Regions from separate parts of the Homo sapiens genome. Here region 2 is linked to region 1. A link is an interaction called in ENCODE POLR2A ChIA-PET data of the cell type or tissue named here. Cell type or tissue: PC-9. All regions are shown on one strand. Each heading gives the region's core, and the rest is flanking DNA. Links, peaks and the distances in the headings are about the cores only.

The links. Peaks named below come from ENCODE experiments on the same cell type or tissue, not always from the same donor. Only the 100,000 strongest peaks of a DNase experiment are listed, where the experiment ranks them.
Region 2: POLR2A ChIA-PET joins it to region 1 with 5 read pairs; 1 of 35 experiments calls an interaction of 5 or more read pairs at or near these places.

The regions. Positions count from the first base shown.
Region 1 is chr20:50,668,391-50,673,298 of GRCh38, reverse strand. All of the region lies in intron 1 of RIPOR3 (RIPOR family member 3), which reads left to right. It overlaps LOC105372659 (a long non-coding RNA gene), which reads right to left. Exons shown (of 5, transcript XR_007067644.1): 3 at 2,716-2,787; 4 at 191-398. Among named protein-coding and RNA genes, the nearest start is that of RIPOR3, 21 kb to the left of the region's middle. In PC-9, for the core only: no CTCF peak of the experiment used is centred there; a DNase peak (open chromatin) is centred at 2,678; H3K27ac peaks cover 2,401 bases.
Region 2 is chr20:50,544,652-50,548,718 of GRCh38, reverse strand. The region is part of intron 1 of PTPN1 (protein tyrosine phosphatase non-receptor type 1); the gene reads right to left. Among named protein-coding and RNA genes, the nearest start is that of PTPN1, 36 kb to the right of the region's middle. In PC-9, for the core only: no CTCF peak of the experiment used is centred there; no DNase peak of the experiment used is centred there; H3K27ac peaks cover 594 bases.

The DNA.
Region 1 (4,908 bases), core at 1,416-3,915:
TAGGGACCATTACAGGGCCTACCTCAGAGGGGTCTGTGGGTATTGCATGGGCGCGTGGCACCTAGGGGTCTTCACTAAGTGTTAACTGCAGTTGTCATGGTGGTGATGGTATCTAGAGAAGAGTGGAGGCTGGGACGCAGACAGAAGCAGCCCTGCTGTCTTCTGGCTGTAGATCAAGGACAAGACTTACCTTGCCCTCTGCACAGCAGGTAGGAGCCTTCTCCTGGACCTGCCTCAGGGCAGTGGGGACATCCACCGGTCCAGCTCTCAGCACATTCAATGCTGGGGTTGGTTGCCACCCAGCTTGGGCAGCCCACATACTCAGCATCACTGGGTTTACCCCCAAATCTCCATGCGCTACAGGTGAGTTGCCATGGGTTGGCAAGCAGTCCCCGCACCTGTGGACATCAAGGATCTGTCTTCACATCCCCTTCTGCTCACATGGCTCCAGCCCAGGAGGAGATGGGAGGACAGGTGTGCGCCTCTATGGGCAGCCAAACCTGGGGTGGTGGGTGGGGAAGGTGTCAAGTCTGATGCATGTCTGTTAGGGTTCTGGGCACTGTGACGTGCATGCAGGTGGAAAGTCCATTCTCCTGACTTGGAGCTGGTATCTGTTACACCATGAGAGCTGGGGCCTGACCCTTCCCCTGTGTCCCTGTTGCCCCCAGGACTGGCCACTGACGGAGCCATGGTCAGGCTGTGGGACTCAGGCCAGCTGGCCGCGGCCTTCCCACAAGAGTCAGTTACTGGGGCTATCAGATGCTGTGGCTGTTGGTTGGTTTGTCTCTGTGGTGTCAAGCTGGGCCAGCTTTTGGGCAAGAGCAGCCTCATGGGGAACATAATCAATGAGAAAAGGATGGCAGAATCTAGCCTGGGGGTTGCTGGGTGGAGGGCAGAGGGTGCTGGGCTGCCTGGCCATGCCTCCTCTTCAGTACTGAGCTCAGCAGGGGGCCCCAACCCCTTTTACTGTAGGACTCTGCTGGCTTCTGACCAGAGGTAGCTCTAAGCACTGGTCCTTTGCAGCCCCAGGAGGAACGGGCTGCGGGTGAAGTGAGGACGGAGGTAGAGCTTCACCTTGGTGAGGGGCTTTCCTAGGGGGACAGCCAGGTGCTTAGCCTTGTGACAGCTGCTCAGTGAGGGTTATTCACAGCCCCATCGGGACTTACTGATTGGGCTTCACTTCCTGATTCTGTGATATTCACACGGCTCCAGCCAGTGGTTCCATCTATCCACCCATCCATCCTTCCATCCATCCAATCACCCACCCACCCACCTACCCATCCATCCATCCATCCATCCATCCATCCATCCATCCACGCACCCATCCACCTATCCACCTAACCATCTACTCATCCACCTATCCATCCATCCATCCATCCATCCATCTTTTCTTCCTTCCACCCATCCATCTATCCATCCACCAATTTACCCATCCCCACCCACTCACTCATCCACCCATCTACCCACTCATCCATCCATCCATCCATCTATCCATCCATCCATCCATCCATCCCTTCGCCCACCCATTCATCTATTCACCCACCCAACCATCCTTCCATCCATCTACCCATCTACCCATCCACCCATCCATTCATTTTCGTGGTCCTCACAATTAGCCTGTATGGTGGGGATGTGCTATTATGCCCATTTTCAGATGAGGGTACACACATACAGGTTAAGAACTGGTCTGAGGGCAGAGCTAATGAGTGGCTGTATTAGTTATCTATTGCTATTAGTTATCTATCTATTAGTGGCTGGAGGCTGATTTCAATTCTTTTCTATGTGGGTATCTCCAGCATGGCAGCTTGCTGTGTCAAAGCAAGAAAGCCAAGAAGTTATGTGTGTGTGTGTGTGTGTGTGTGTGTGTGTGCGCGCGCGCGTGCACGCGCGCGTGCTCATGTGAGAGAGAGGGAGAGAGAAAGGTGGAAGTCACTGTCTTTTATAACGTAATCTTGGAGGTGACATCCTGTCCCTTTTGCCATATTCTGCTCATTAGAAGTGCCTACCCATGGCTGGGCATGGTGGCTCATGCCTGTAATCCCAGAACTGTGGGAGGCTGAGGTGGGTGGATCACTTGAGGTCAGGAGTTTGAGATCAGCCTGGCCAACATGGTGAAACCCTAAACAACTAAAATACAACTAAAAATAACCCTAAACAACTAAAATACAACTAAAACAAATCCTAAACAACTAAAAATACAAAAATTAGCCAGGCATGGTGGTGCATGCCTTTGGTTCCAGCTACTTGGGAGGCTGAGGCAGGAGAATCACTTGAAGCCGGGAGGTGGAGGTTGCAGTGAGCGGAGATCACACCACTGCACTCCAGCCTGGGTGTCAGGGCAAGACTCTGTCTCAAAATAAATCAAATAAATAAATAAATAGCAGAAGTGTCCACCCACACTCAGGCCAGGAGGTGGGATCACTGGAGGCCATGCTAGAAGCTGCCTTGGCCAAGCCAAGGTTTGAACCCAGTCGGATCTGACTTAAAACCTGTCCTTCCAGAGGAAGCCAACTACATACAGAGCCTTGTTCTTCCCCAGTCCCAGAGACCAGCCACCTGTCTGCTGCCACGCAGGGTTGGAATTTAATCATACATTGACTCACTTCATGGGTGTTTACTGAGCGCCTACTAACACAATGCTCCACAGGACGGTGTGGTGCCTGCCTAGGGGAATGCACCGCTGGTGACGGATATCCATGCTGTACATTTACTCACCTGCCATGTGGGTCTGCAGAGAACATGTCTTTTCTTTATTTCCTGCAATGGATCTGATATTTCTCACAAAGCCTACTCATAGGGCAACAAGGAAAAAGAACTAGATTTAATTTAATCTGATCCAGTACTTTAGGCCTTTAGGTAATGCTTGGTCTCAAATTTCCTTCTGCTCCTCCCAGCTTTTCTCTAAGCTGGCACTGGGTGGGTGGGTGGGGGTGGGGGTGTCTGGGTGTTGATGACGAGACTTCCCAGGAGGAGAGGGATTTCTAGCCAAGTCCGATGCCCAAGATTGCTGCTTGGCTTTCTGGCATTTTGGCCGAAACCGGCAGTAGGTAAAACTCATGCTCTGGGCCTCCGCCTGCCTGGTTGACTTGGCTCTACCTTGGCTCAGAGCGCCCTCTTCTTTTTTTTTTTTTTTTTTTTTTGAGATGGAGTTTCTGCTCTTGTTGCCCAGGCTGGAGTGCAATGGTGCGATCTCAGCTCACTGCAACCTCCGCCTCCCGGGTTCAAGTGATTCTCTTGCTTCGGCCTCCTGAGTAGCTGGGATTACAGGCGCCTGCCACCACGCCCGGCTAATTTTTGTATTTTTAGTAGAGATGGGGTTTCGCCAGGTTGGCCAGGCTGGTCTTGAACTCCTGACCTCAGGTGATCCACCCGCCTTGGCCTCCCAAAGTACTGGGATTACAGGCATGAGCCACTGCGCCCAGCCTTTTTTTTTTTTTCAGAGCCCCCTCTTCTCTACTGCATCTGACCCCTACCTGAGCCATCTACTCCCAGACCCTTCTGCAGGTCCCTCTGCCCCTTGTCTTAATGAGGTGTCACCTACCTGAGCAAGAACACATTGAGCCCATCCTGGCCCGGAGGGGACCAGTGTGGCCAAGGAAAGCGAAACACCAGGGCTTCCTTCCTCTCAACTTGCTGCACCTCCAGGGGCCCCACCCCTAAGCTGCTGGAGGGTGGTCTCAGAGCACTTTCCTCCCAAGCCCCCAGAGGGTCAGTGCGCAGCGGTGACTTCTAAACCTACTGTCTCATAGCAAAGTCTGTGTTGATGATCAGGAACTAGATCTGCCATGGTCCTCTTTATTCCTTCTGTACAAATTCAAATATTTTCCAGGTAGCCAGGTGCCTCAGGCCTGAGAGGGGAAGGGCTACTTACCCAGAAAGGCCAAAGAGGAAAGCCCAGTAATATTTTTCGAGCTATTAATATTACCTGGTACCAAAATGATCACACATGTAATTAGTCACAATCGTGGTAAAAGTGCTGAAGAGAAAGCCTATGAGTAATGAGGGTGTCAGGAGAGTGGCCTGACCTAGCCTAGGGGTCAGGAGAGGTGGTCCTGAACCAGGGTTGGGTAAGGGGATCCAGAATGAATAGCGGGGTGGCTGGGTGAAGAGGGGAGTGTGTATGTGCATGTGTGAGCATGCATGTGTGGGTGTGTGAGTGTGCACCATGTGTGCACATGTGTGAGCATGCATGTATGGGTGTGTGCGCGCCATGTGTACATATGTGTATAATGTATATGTGAGTGTGCATGTGCATGCGTGTGTGTGCATGTGTGTGACTGTCCTGTGTGTGCATGTGAGCAGGTGCTGTGTGTGCATATGTGAACACATACATGCATGGGCATGTGTGCATGTGAATGCATGTCATGTGCATGCATGAGCCATGTGTGGTGTGTGCATGTGTGTGTGCAGCCTCATCATTTCCTGAATTTTTTTTTTTTTTTGAGATGGAGTCTCGCTCTGTTGCCCAGGCTGGAGGGCAGTGGCTTGATCTTGGCTCACTGCAACCTCTGCCATCCAGGTTCAAGTGATTCTCGCGCCTCAGCCTCCCAAGTAGCTGGGATTACAGGCACCCGCCACCACGCCCAGCTAATTTTTGTATTTTTAGGGGAGATGGAGTTTTGCCATGTTGGCCAGTCTGGCCTTGAACTCCTGACCTCAAGTGATCCGCCCGCCTTGACCTCCCAAAGTGCTGGGATTACAGGTGTGAGCCACTGTGCCCGGCCATTTCCCCTAATTTGAGGCACTCCATTCTCTGAGTCTGGATTGTTGTGTGGGTGTGTGTGGGAAAGGAACCGCACTGAGGAGGGAGAATCAGATTCTCTGAGGAGGAGGCGCAAAGGTTGGGGCCTCTGCAGGAAGCAGCTTTGCCTGTTCATGGGACTGAGAGGGGACTCAGCTTCTGGAGTC
Region 2 (4,067 bases), core at 294-2,793, 120 kb after region 1:
AATAAACATACTTGGCCAGGTGCAGTGGTTCACACCTATAATCTCAGCACTTCAGGAGGCCAAGAAGGGCAGATCACATGAGCCCAGGAATTCAAGACCAGCCTGGGCAACATAGTAAGACAAATCAGCTGGGTGTGGCGGCTCTCACACCTGTATTCCTAGCTACCTGGGAGGCTGAGGTGGGAAGGTCGCTTGAGTCCAAGTAGTTGAGGCTGCAGTGAGCTATGACTATGTCACTGCACTCCGGCCTGGTGGCAGAGTAAGACCCTGTCTCAATAAAAAAAAAAAAGAATCAAATAAGCAATTAAATATACTTAAGATTAGAAATACATGAAGGAATCGTGTATAAAAAAGATGTTATGAATAAAAACAGGAAGAAGTAAAACCAGAACAAGGAGATGTGACTGAAGAAATGAGAAATCCTGGAAATAAATGAATAATCATGAAAATTTTTTAAAAAACCTTAAGAGATAGGATAAACGCTAGACTAAGCCCAGTCAAAGCATGAGCAAATTGAAAGCTACTACAGAGAAATGCGCCCAGGATGCAGCATGAAGAATTACGAAACACAAAACGGAGCAGTTCAGAGGCAAGGGGGACAGATGGACTCCAGTCCACACCTCAAAATAAGCAGCACTGAGACACGGAGGCAAACGGTCAAGCTGCAGGATGTTGAGAATAAAAAAAAATCTTCAAAGTAAATTACAATATTGTTTGGAAGCTTAATAGAGCATTAACATGGTCATTTACTTAATTTTTTTAAAACTCTACAGTTATGCAGCCATTTAAGATAAGAAACTCTTAAAAATACAATAAAAAGGGACCATTGTCATTGATGGTGACCCTAAATCGTTTATAAAGCAAAGCCACTTTATATGTGTGTGGCTAATAGCTAGTTTTGATTCCCTGAGGCCTGATGTAGTTTCAGAACTGAAAAATTATTTTCCAGCTAGAATGAGATTCATCTAGAAATGGGGTATCCTATCTTTAAGAAAATACTGTTGTCAGTGAAAGCAACATATTGACATAGTGGTCTACCACTGAAAAATTTTAACACGGCCGGGTGCAGTGGCTCACGCCTGTAATCCCAGCACTTTGGGAGGCCGAGGCAGGCGGATCACAAGGTCAGGAGTTTGAGACCAGCCTGACCAGCATAGTGAAACCCCGTCTCTACTAAAAATACAAAAATTAGCCGGGCGTGGTGGCGCACACCTATAATCCCAGCTACTCGGGAGGCTGAGGCAGGAGAATCGCTTGAACCCGGGAGGCAGAGGTTGCAGTGAGCCGAGATCATACCATTGCACTCTAGCCTGGGTGACAGAGCGAGACTCTCAAAAAAAAAAAAGTTAATGCAGATAAAATGAATTTGGGCCTTAAACCAGAATTTAGAAACAGCACACCAACTTCATTATAGTAAGCTTCTAGAGCCTTTGTTTATATTATTTATACAAAGAATCAGAATAGAATCGTTACCAAAGGTATAAAAATTGCTTTTTCAAGTGTCCCGACTTTAAATCTTATTTTTACCGTCCCTAATAGTGTCTGCTTTTAAAAAATCACTTATGCTTTCTGTTAAATGTCATGAATTTCACCTTGGGTAGAAATCAATAGGCAGAAAATGAATCAGACTTACAGTAATTGATGTCAATAAAACATATTGGAACCACTATTTTTTTTAAAATGCTGAGAACCACAAAACCATTCCTGTAAGAGAACAGTCTAAAAAATTAAATCTACTTTCACTTCTGTTTTGTTTACCTTCTGCTTTCCATAATGACAGCTTAAGAACTTCAGGCCCTGGGCTTCTGCTGTTTGCCGGAGGACAGTGGTACAGTTGACTAAGGACACATGTAGTTGGCAGACATCTGCAAGTGGAAGGCTCACAGCTTTCCTCACCGGGAATCAGACTATCAATCACCAGCTGCTGCCCTCCATGGTCCCAGGGAGAAAGGTATCATAGGAATCCACATGATACTCCTACCCTGAAGTATGGAGAACCATCCTCACAAAACTAGGATGATACTTTGGTGCACAATTTGGAGTGTGAATGGGAGGAAAATAGAACATCAAAATGAAACTGGCTTTGGTTAAGAATTTCGTTTGTATTCCAAGAGTGGCACAAGATTCTGCTACCAGGACCAAGGAAAAGGCATATGTATTATTATCAACCAAATGAGTTTATAAAGTACTTTCTAGATGTAGTGTACTTTTCTACATACCATCTGAGGGGTAAGGATGAAGAAGGAACAAAGAATAAAATACGACCAATGCCCAAAATTATTTGAAGTGAGAGTGCTTCAGTGAAGCCACAACAATAAAAAGACAATCTGGGGAAGAGAGGAAGCAGGCAACCAAGCTCCTCTGTGTGGCTTTCCAAAGAACTCCCCATATGCATTAAGAAAGCAAGGTTCAGATTCAATGCATTAATCCCTTCAATTCATCCAAATATCGACTGAGCATCAACTATGTGGCAAGCACTAAGCATATGAAGATTAACAAGAAAGACAAAAGACCTGCCCTCACAGAGCCTGCGCTTCAGGGGGGAAGACAGTCAAACAGATGTCTGAGCTAGGCGATGTTACATGCAACCCTCATAAACGCTACCATCCCTGCTGCCAACAAGTGTCCCAAACACAAGGGATCTAATCACTTTTTTTAATTCTTCTTCTTTCTTTTCGAGACAGGACCTGTCTCGCTCTGTCACCTAGAGTGGAGTGCAGTGGCACAATAAGGGCTCACTGAAGCCTCGACTTCTAGGGCTCAGGTGATCCTCCCACCTCAGCCAACTGGGTAGCTGAGACTACAGGCACCACGCACTACGTTCCACCATGCCTGGCTCATTGTTTCTATTTTTTTGTAGAGACGGGGGGAGGGGGGGTCTCGCTATGCTGCCTGGGCTGGTCTTGAACTCCTGGGCTCAAGCGATCTGCCTGCCTTGGCCTCCCAAAGTGCTGGGATTACAGGTGTGAGCCACCGAGCTCAGCCAGACCACTCTTATTAAGGCAGAATGAATCGTTCAAAGGCCACAACCTCTAGCTGCACCTCCATCTTTCTTTTTGCTTCTTCCTGGGTATTAAGAGTTCTGGCACTGAAATGTGCCTAAGAACAATGGTACCAGGCTGTACACGTAAAACCACGTGCATCATACATTATGAGCAGTTTAAGGATAACTTGGTCTACATACAGATTTCTCATCTTTTTCAGACTAATCCATGAGGGAGATGCAACTCCACTAACATAGCGCTAATTTAGGATATTGCTGAATAAACAGCAAAGATTTAAAATCATCAGTTCAGTGAGTGCTTACTATTTACTATGCCAAGATGGGTTATGCCTTGTCATGACGTTACAAGAAACACAACCCATTTTAGCCTACAGCCTGTGGTTTCCTATTGTCTTCCCCACTACGAAGGCATGCAATGTTCAGGGTGACTCGAAATTCCTACTCAAGAAAAAGTATCTGGGCCAGGTGCAGTGGCTGATGCCTGTAATCCCAACACTTTGGGGGGCTGACGTAGAAGGATCACTTGAGCTCAGGAGTTTGGAACCAGCCTAGACAACATAGGCAATATAAATAAAATAAATAAAATAAAAATAAAAAGACATTGTACCTCTTGATGGGAATCACACTCAGCAACTTGCAGAGAGGTGGGAGAAACCTGTGGCTACTTCTGCTAACAATCTAATGTTATTTTATTTATCATGATTATTATTACTTTTTGAGACAGAGTTTCACCCAGGCTGGAGTGCAGTGGTGCAATTTATGCTCACTGCAGCCTCTACCTCCTGGGCTCAAGCAATTCTCATGCCTCAGCCTTCCAAGTAGCTGGGATTACAGGTGTGTGCCACCACACCCAGCTAATTATTTCTAGTTTTAGTAGAGACGGGGTTTCACTGTGTTGGCCAGGCTAGTCTCGAACTCCTGACCTCAGGTGATCCGCCCACCTCAGCCTCCCAAAGTGTGAAAGAGATAAATACCCCAGCTCCTTGCTTCTCAGGTACGGCAATGTGAAGGCATGGCCCTTGCAGTCTCTCGGACGTCCCCAGTGGGTTTGAGCCCCGCTGGC